Regions from separate parts of the Homo sapiens genome. Here region 1 is linked to region 2. Evidence: chromatin contacts called from ENCODE Hi-C or POLR2A ChIA-PET data. All regions are on one chromosome and are shown on one strand. The core of a region is the stretch at or near the end of the contact, and the rest is flanking DNA. Distances in the headings are between cores, read along the strand shown. Region 1 overlaps HK2 (hexokinase 2). Region 2 overlaps LOC102724482 (a long non-coding RNA gene).

The links. Hi-C counts contacts between places; a loop is a spot of excess contacts on that map. ChIA-PET counts read pairs that join two places held with the same protein, here RNA polymerase II (POLR2A). Pooled maps may share reads with other maps.
Region 1: a pooled map of heart right ventricle shows a loop between it and region 2 (1.8-fold over the local background). The contact joins two enhancer-like sites. A Hi-C loop is called at or near these places in 10 of 168 maps with a recorded cell type or tissue (CD4-positive, alpha-beta T cell, CD8-positive, alpha-beta T cell, Caco-2 and 4 more), 22 of 37 single-sample maps with no recorded cell type and 22 of 50 pooled maps. POLR2A ChIA-PET finds 5 or more read pairs at or near these places in 6 of 52 experiments (AG04450, H1, HepG2 and 3 more).

The regions. Positions count from the first base shown.
Region 1 is chr2:74,866,296-74,869,254 of GRCh38, reverse strand. HK2 (hexokinase 2) reads right to left here. Exons shown (of 18, transcript NM_000189.5): 3 at 1,471-1,619. Among named protein-coding and RNA genes, the nearest start is that of HK2, 34 kb to the right of the region's middle. Within about 2 kb of position 1,359, at least 15 of the 41 ENCODE cell types and tissues checked have a DNase peak (open chromatin) inside an H3K27ac peak, as active enhancers do.
Region 2 is chr2:74,767,168-74,769,952 of GRCh38, reverse strand. The region is part of intron 1 of LOC102724482 (a long non-coding RNA gene); the gene reads left to right. Among named protein-coding and RNA genes, the nearest start is that of HK2-DT, 65 kb to the left of the region's middle. Within about 2 kb of position 1,330, at least 3 of the 41 ENCODE cell types and tissues checked have a DNase peak (open chromatin) inside an H3K27ac peak, as active enhancers do.

The DNA of each region.
Region 1 (2,959 bases), core at 110-2,609, 99 kb before region 2:
AAGATACCTATATTTTCTTCTAGCTTTCTTTCCTTTTCATTTTTAAATAGCATTTTTCACTTACTTAAAATCTTTCTAATATCTCAACAGTTTTAATGCTCTTCAAGGTGGGTCTCATAGTTGTTTTTTTTTTTAATCCGGACTATACTGTTTTTCTTATATATTGCATGGAGAGTAGGTTTTCTTGATACCCTCTAACTAGGTGGTCTGAGCAATTTTAAGCTTTTTTCAAGAAGAACTTCACTCACATCTTGAATGTTTAAAATGGATTTTTTTTCTCAATTGGCAGAGACGCACTTCATTGTCCTTGCCAGGCTCTAGGGATGACGCTGCAGGGACTGCAAGGTGCCTGGCCCCTGCATGTTGTCAGGATACAAGCAACAGGGAGGGTGTTGTTCTTGTAAAACTTAAAAATCCACCTAACAAGTCACCATCACGTTACAAGTCTTTTACATAATCACAGCCAAACTTTAGATGTTATTTTGTTTGTTTTGTTTTGTCTTATCTAGTTTACTTGGTTCTTAAACATTTATCATCTGGGGGATGTGGCCCAAGGCAGGAGATCGAGGCAACGGGAAGAAAAGGCAACCACATCCCCCACAACAGGGAACAATGCAATTACTAGCCACAGAAAGTGACAGCACAAGAAGCAATTAGATAAACAGACAAAAACCCCTGTGAAAAAAACACGAAGAGTACTAGATTATGCACCAGCACTATGCCAAATACTTAACAGGTATCATCTCCTCTAATCTACACCACAATCCGTACACTATCATCCCTTTTTACAGATGAATAAACTGAGGTCTATCACTTGCCCAGAATCACACAGCTAGAGTGCCTGAATACAGGACCCAATCTCTTTAATACCTCAGCTTGGTGCAGGCATAGGAGTGGCAGTGGAAGGGCCGCTACCCTCTGTGTCCCTCCTGACGTTATACTGGAGCCACGTGACAACTTCGGTAAAGCTCAAATGCCCACAGCCCTAGGGATGCAGCCTCCCTTCTCCAACCCCAGCATGATAACAAGGAAAGCAGGTTTACCTCAAGGCCACCCCAAAGACAAATAATGAGTCTAAAAATATCTCCCCAGCGTGTTCTACTCATGGTCAGAAATTCCTTTCCCAGGAGGGAGCCTTGTGTGGGAGAGGGAACAGCCGACCACGAATCAGAGGGCTTGACCTCTTCCAAGCCCTGAGGCCCGAGATGTGACAACACTGAACAGCGTCTTACTTGGATTTCATGCTTCTTCTCTAGTCACTCCTTTTAATACTGAGTACATGTTGGGTATAAAATACAACCAGAACAGCCTGAGCTCCGGCTGAGAGGGAGCCCTTACAGCTGTGCTGGCATCCATGAGTGTCTTGGGTGACTGCCTATCCACACGCTGGGAGCGGCTGGAGAAAGTACAGAAAGAACATGCCAAGGAAGTTTTTTGTCACCAGGGGCTGCCCTGAGAGAAGGGTCATACCTGGGTGCCACTGCCTCGCATGATGTCCTCAGGGATGGCATAGATCTGATTCTCCATCTCCACCTTCTGGAGCCCATTGTCCGTTACTTTCACCCAAAGCACACGGAAGTTGGTCCCTCCAAGATCCAGAGCCAGGAACTCTCCGTGTTCTGCAGAGAAAGGAAGGGCCACTATTAATTTTGGGCAAAATTCTTCCAGGAACCAACCGAGACTTAAAACTCCAAGTCCCTCCAGGAATATCTGTGGGTAAGGGGCGGCCAGTGGGATTCACTCCTCTACAGACATTACATATAGTCTAATTTCATGCTATACACCTTTACATTATTATTTTTTTAATTCTCAGAGCTTTATTAAAACTGGAAACTCACAGGGCTGTTTTTTTTTTAATCCCTCACTCCCTTCCCATCCTTTCCTCTGAGTCTCCAAAGTCAATTGTATTATTCTTATGCTTTTGCATCCTCATAGCTTAGTTCCCAATTATGAGTGAGAACATATGATGTTTGGTTTTCCATTCCAGAGTTACTTCACTTAGAATAATGGTCTCCAATCCCATCCAGGTTGCTACGAATGCCATTAATTTGTTCCTTTTTATGGCTAAGTAGTATTCTGTCGCATATACATTACTTTTATAATTCAATCAACAATATAAGACAGTTTCGCATCCAACGATGTGCTCACCCCCTCCTGAGAGCCGACTACCTCCTCAGTGCTTTCAGCAAGCCCCATGCCAGGGGTGCATGCCTCCATCCTGTTCCTCATACCCCCAGAACACCAAATTGCAAGCACGGTATTAAATTTACTTTCTAATGTTTGCATATTATGTTTGCATATTGCAATTGCAGTACTAAATTTACTTTCTAATGTTTGCATATTATGAGGGCCATGTCCTGCAGCAAGACCAGAGGGGTCATGTGATGGAGTGGAATGAGGACCAACACATTGAGGCCTGGTGAATAAGGCAAGCAGGTGCCCCCTCAAAGGATCTCAGGCTTATCAGAATGCAAGAGAATGCTGACCCCAGAGCATGTATGTACGACAAGAGTCAGGCCACTGAAGCAACAGAAAAGCTGTGGGGGAGCAGGAAAGAGGATGAGTGAGACTCCAGAAAGGAGCCACAGACACAGATGGGTGAAGACTGTCATGTGTCACTGGGAAGGTGCAGTTCCTACCCTCCAGGAAACAGCAGTGTAGACAGGAAACATCCAGATCCTGGGTGATAATACCACCGACTATGGGGAAGGGCCCCATTGTGTGGCACAGAATGAAAGTGCTGAAGAGGCGCGGAACCTGCAGCAGGGCAGGGGCTGGCGGAGCAGGCAAGGCGCATCCGCAGGTGACTGCCCCAACTGCGAGCAGCACCGCCAGTCTTCTGCTGCCCTGCCACAACCTTCTCAAAGGATACAAGGATACAAGGCAATTTCCTGGGGGGTTCACTTATTGGCATGTTTGTCAACACTCAACCCCTTTCCTGGTGGGAGAACAGCACTGA
Region 2 (2,785 bases), core at 81-2,580:
TATTTCTATCACTAGCTACACAGAGAACCAAGGGGGAAAGCATGAACATAGCAGCTAACATACTTCATGAGTGAGTCCAGTGTACTCCATTCTCACTGCATCAATTCAATTCACCTTCTGTAACCCTGAGGAGATGGGTACCATCATCTTCATCTTCATCATCCTCTTCATCAGCATCATCATCCTCTGCTTTTAACAGATGAGTAAACTGATGCACCTGGCTGGTAACTAGAAAAGCCAGGATTTGGACCCAGGAGTTTCAACTTCCATGTTAGCGTGCTTAACCCCACGTTACAAACCTTCCTGAGCATGTGAGACCATTGTCCCATCCTCCAGCAGAGAAGATCTTGGACAGCAGCTTTCCCTCACATTCTCTCATCTAAATGCTTTATGGATAGTCATTCATGCAGAAGCCTGGGTCTCCAGCAAGGGCTGGCATCTGCCCATCCTAATTTTTGTTTTAACCTGGTGAAAATGGGAGGAGAGTTATATGCACTGATGTTTCATTTAGGTAAAGGGTGCAATGTTGCAATCCATGAAGATCCTAACGCAAGAAAGGAGAAGAAGACTCTAAATATGAAGGTGATGCTCTACCGGACATATGAGTACCACAGGATTGTGGAAATCTGTGCTCCTCCAGCCTAGAGTCCCGACCCCATGAGCACAAGGAGATCCAGAGGGAAACCCTCCCCAGCTTTCCTGGAAAGCTGAGGATAAGGCCTCAATAAACATTTATTAGGGGCAGTTGTAGGCCACATTGTACCAGACACTTTACATACATTTTCTCTAATTCCCAATGCCCTCCAAAGTAGATCATTATCCTCTTCTCCACTTCACAGATAAGAAACTGTAGCACAGATAGGGTAAGTCATTTGCCCGTGGTCAGACAGCAAACAGGTCCCAGAGCTGGGGTTTCAACTACAATTTGAACCATGGTCTGCTACTCCAAAGGCCAAGCTCATCCTATGGCCCTGCCTTCTAGGTATATTGAGTGGCTTTCAGTTATCTGCTTTCTGCAGCACAGTCAGAAGTTGGTAGGGAGGAAGGCAAAGAACCAGGACTGACTGCAGCCTAATGATCTGCCTGGGGCTGGGATCTGGGGTCGGGGTATGAGGGTGGCAGCCCCAGAGCAGCTTGGGGTGGGAAGAATAGGACCAAACTGTAAGTGTGTGGGAGACGGAAGCAGAGGAGATGGGGAACCACAGCGCCTGCACTATCTTAGCCTTCTCAGGCCAGGCCAGCTGACTGGGCAGCCTTTGGCCTCACCCAGAAAGAGGGAGGGGAGGGTTCCTTTAACAGAATATGGATTGGAATCCCCAACCCTCCCCCCCACCACCCCCGACACCTAAGGCCTGTTAAGGCCAGGGCTGAGGCCCCAGGGTACACCCACCCTCAGGGCTGCCAGCTACTAGGTCCTCACTAGACAATCTTTTTTTTTTTTTTAGCTTCTAGACCTAAAAATAGGTCAAAGGAGTGGAGAGGGGAGGAAATAGCTAGACTCAAAATAATGTGTGGAATGATAAGCAAAGCTTACTGTGCATGAAATCTGGGTAGAGAAAACTATGTGGCCTTTTCTTTTTCAACATTTCCCATAGACGGTAAATTTGAAGTAAAAACATTGTTACTAAAATATAAAAATATTATAAAAGCTGTACTATCATTGTGTATTACCCATTTAAACATAAAGTAGTGAAGTTTTTAAAAATTAAATATATTCCTGGATCCCCCATCCCCCATACTTATATATTTGGGACAACAGCATCTGAGTGCCCTTTAACTGACTGGCAGCTCTGGGGTCCCCAACACTTTCATCTTCCCCTATCCCTCCAAAGCTTAGAGACCAGTCCATTGTTAACTTCAAACCACCTCAAAGCTGACTTTCCAAGTTCAGTTTCTTGTAGAATTTTTTTTTCATGATTTTTTGGGTTTATTTTATTTTTAATTTGAAAACCACTAACCTGTTTCTATGAGGGAAAATGTGCTTCAAGTTCCAGACCACACACTTTTAGGACACGATCTGTTCCTACTGCAGGTAACAGAACGACATAATCAATGAACTGGTATCAACTACTGCAAGAGGCAGTGAAACAGAACCTAGCCTCCCAACTCAGACATCAAAAGCATTCCACACTCCAGAGTAGCTGATGTTATGATTCCCTTTATCCTCTTTCAACTAAACACATCTATTCATGTTTTATCAATGATTTATCCAGCCCCTGCTATGAGCCAGCCACAAAGCCTGGCATTAGGAAGACTGAGATGAATAAGCTGAGGATGGTCAGCTTTGTGGGAAAGATGGATGGGGAAGCCAGTGAGCTCTCTTTAGTAGGGAGGGTGTGCAAAGAGACAGGGGGTCTCCAAGGGGAATGGCCCAGCTTCATGAAGAAGGTAATGCATAATTGAGACTCAAAAGATGAGTAAGTATTGGGAGTAGGGATGATTCTAAAGCATAGAGCACAAGCCTGGAAAGACACGACAACAAACCACAGGTGCCAGGTGGATCCACTAGACACCTGCCACCCCAACTTCCCCTTCACATGGAAAGGGCCATGGCCACAGGCCCCTAACCAGGTGAACTGGGACAGGTTGGCCTTCTACAAGAGTGGCTACTGATTGGATGAGTGGGCACCTAACCCAAAGACTCAGGCTGGCTGAGGTACCCGATGAGGTTTTCAATACCAGTGACAGTAACTAAATCAGCCAACCAACCTGGCTCCCTCTGGCATTTATGCAGAAGAATATCAGGAATTTGGCTGGTACGTGAAGAGTCAAGTGCACAGAATTA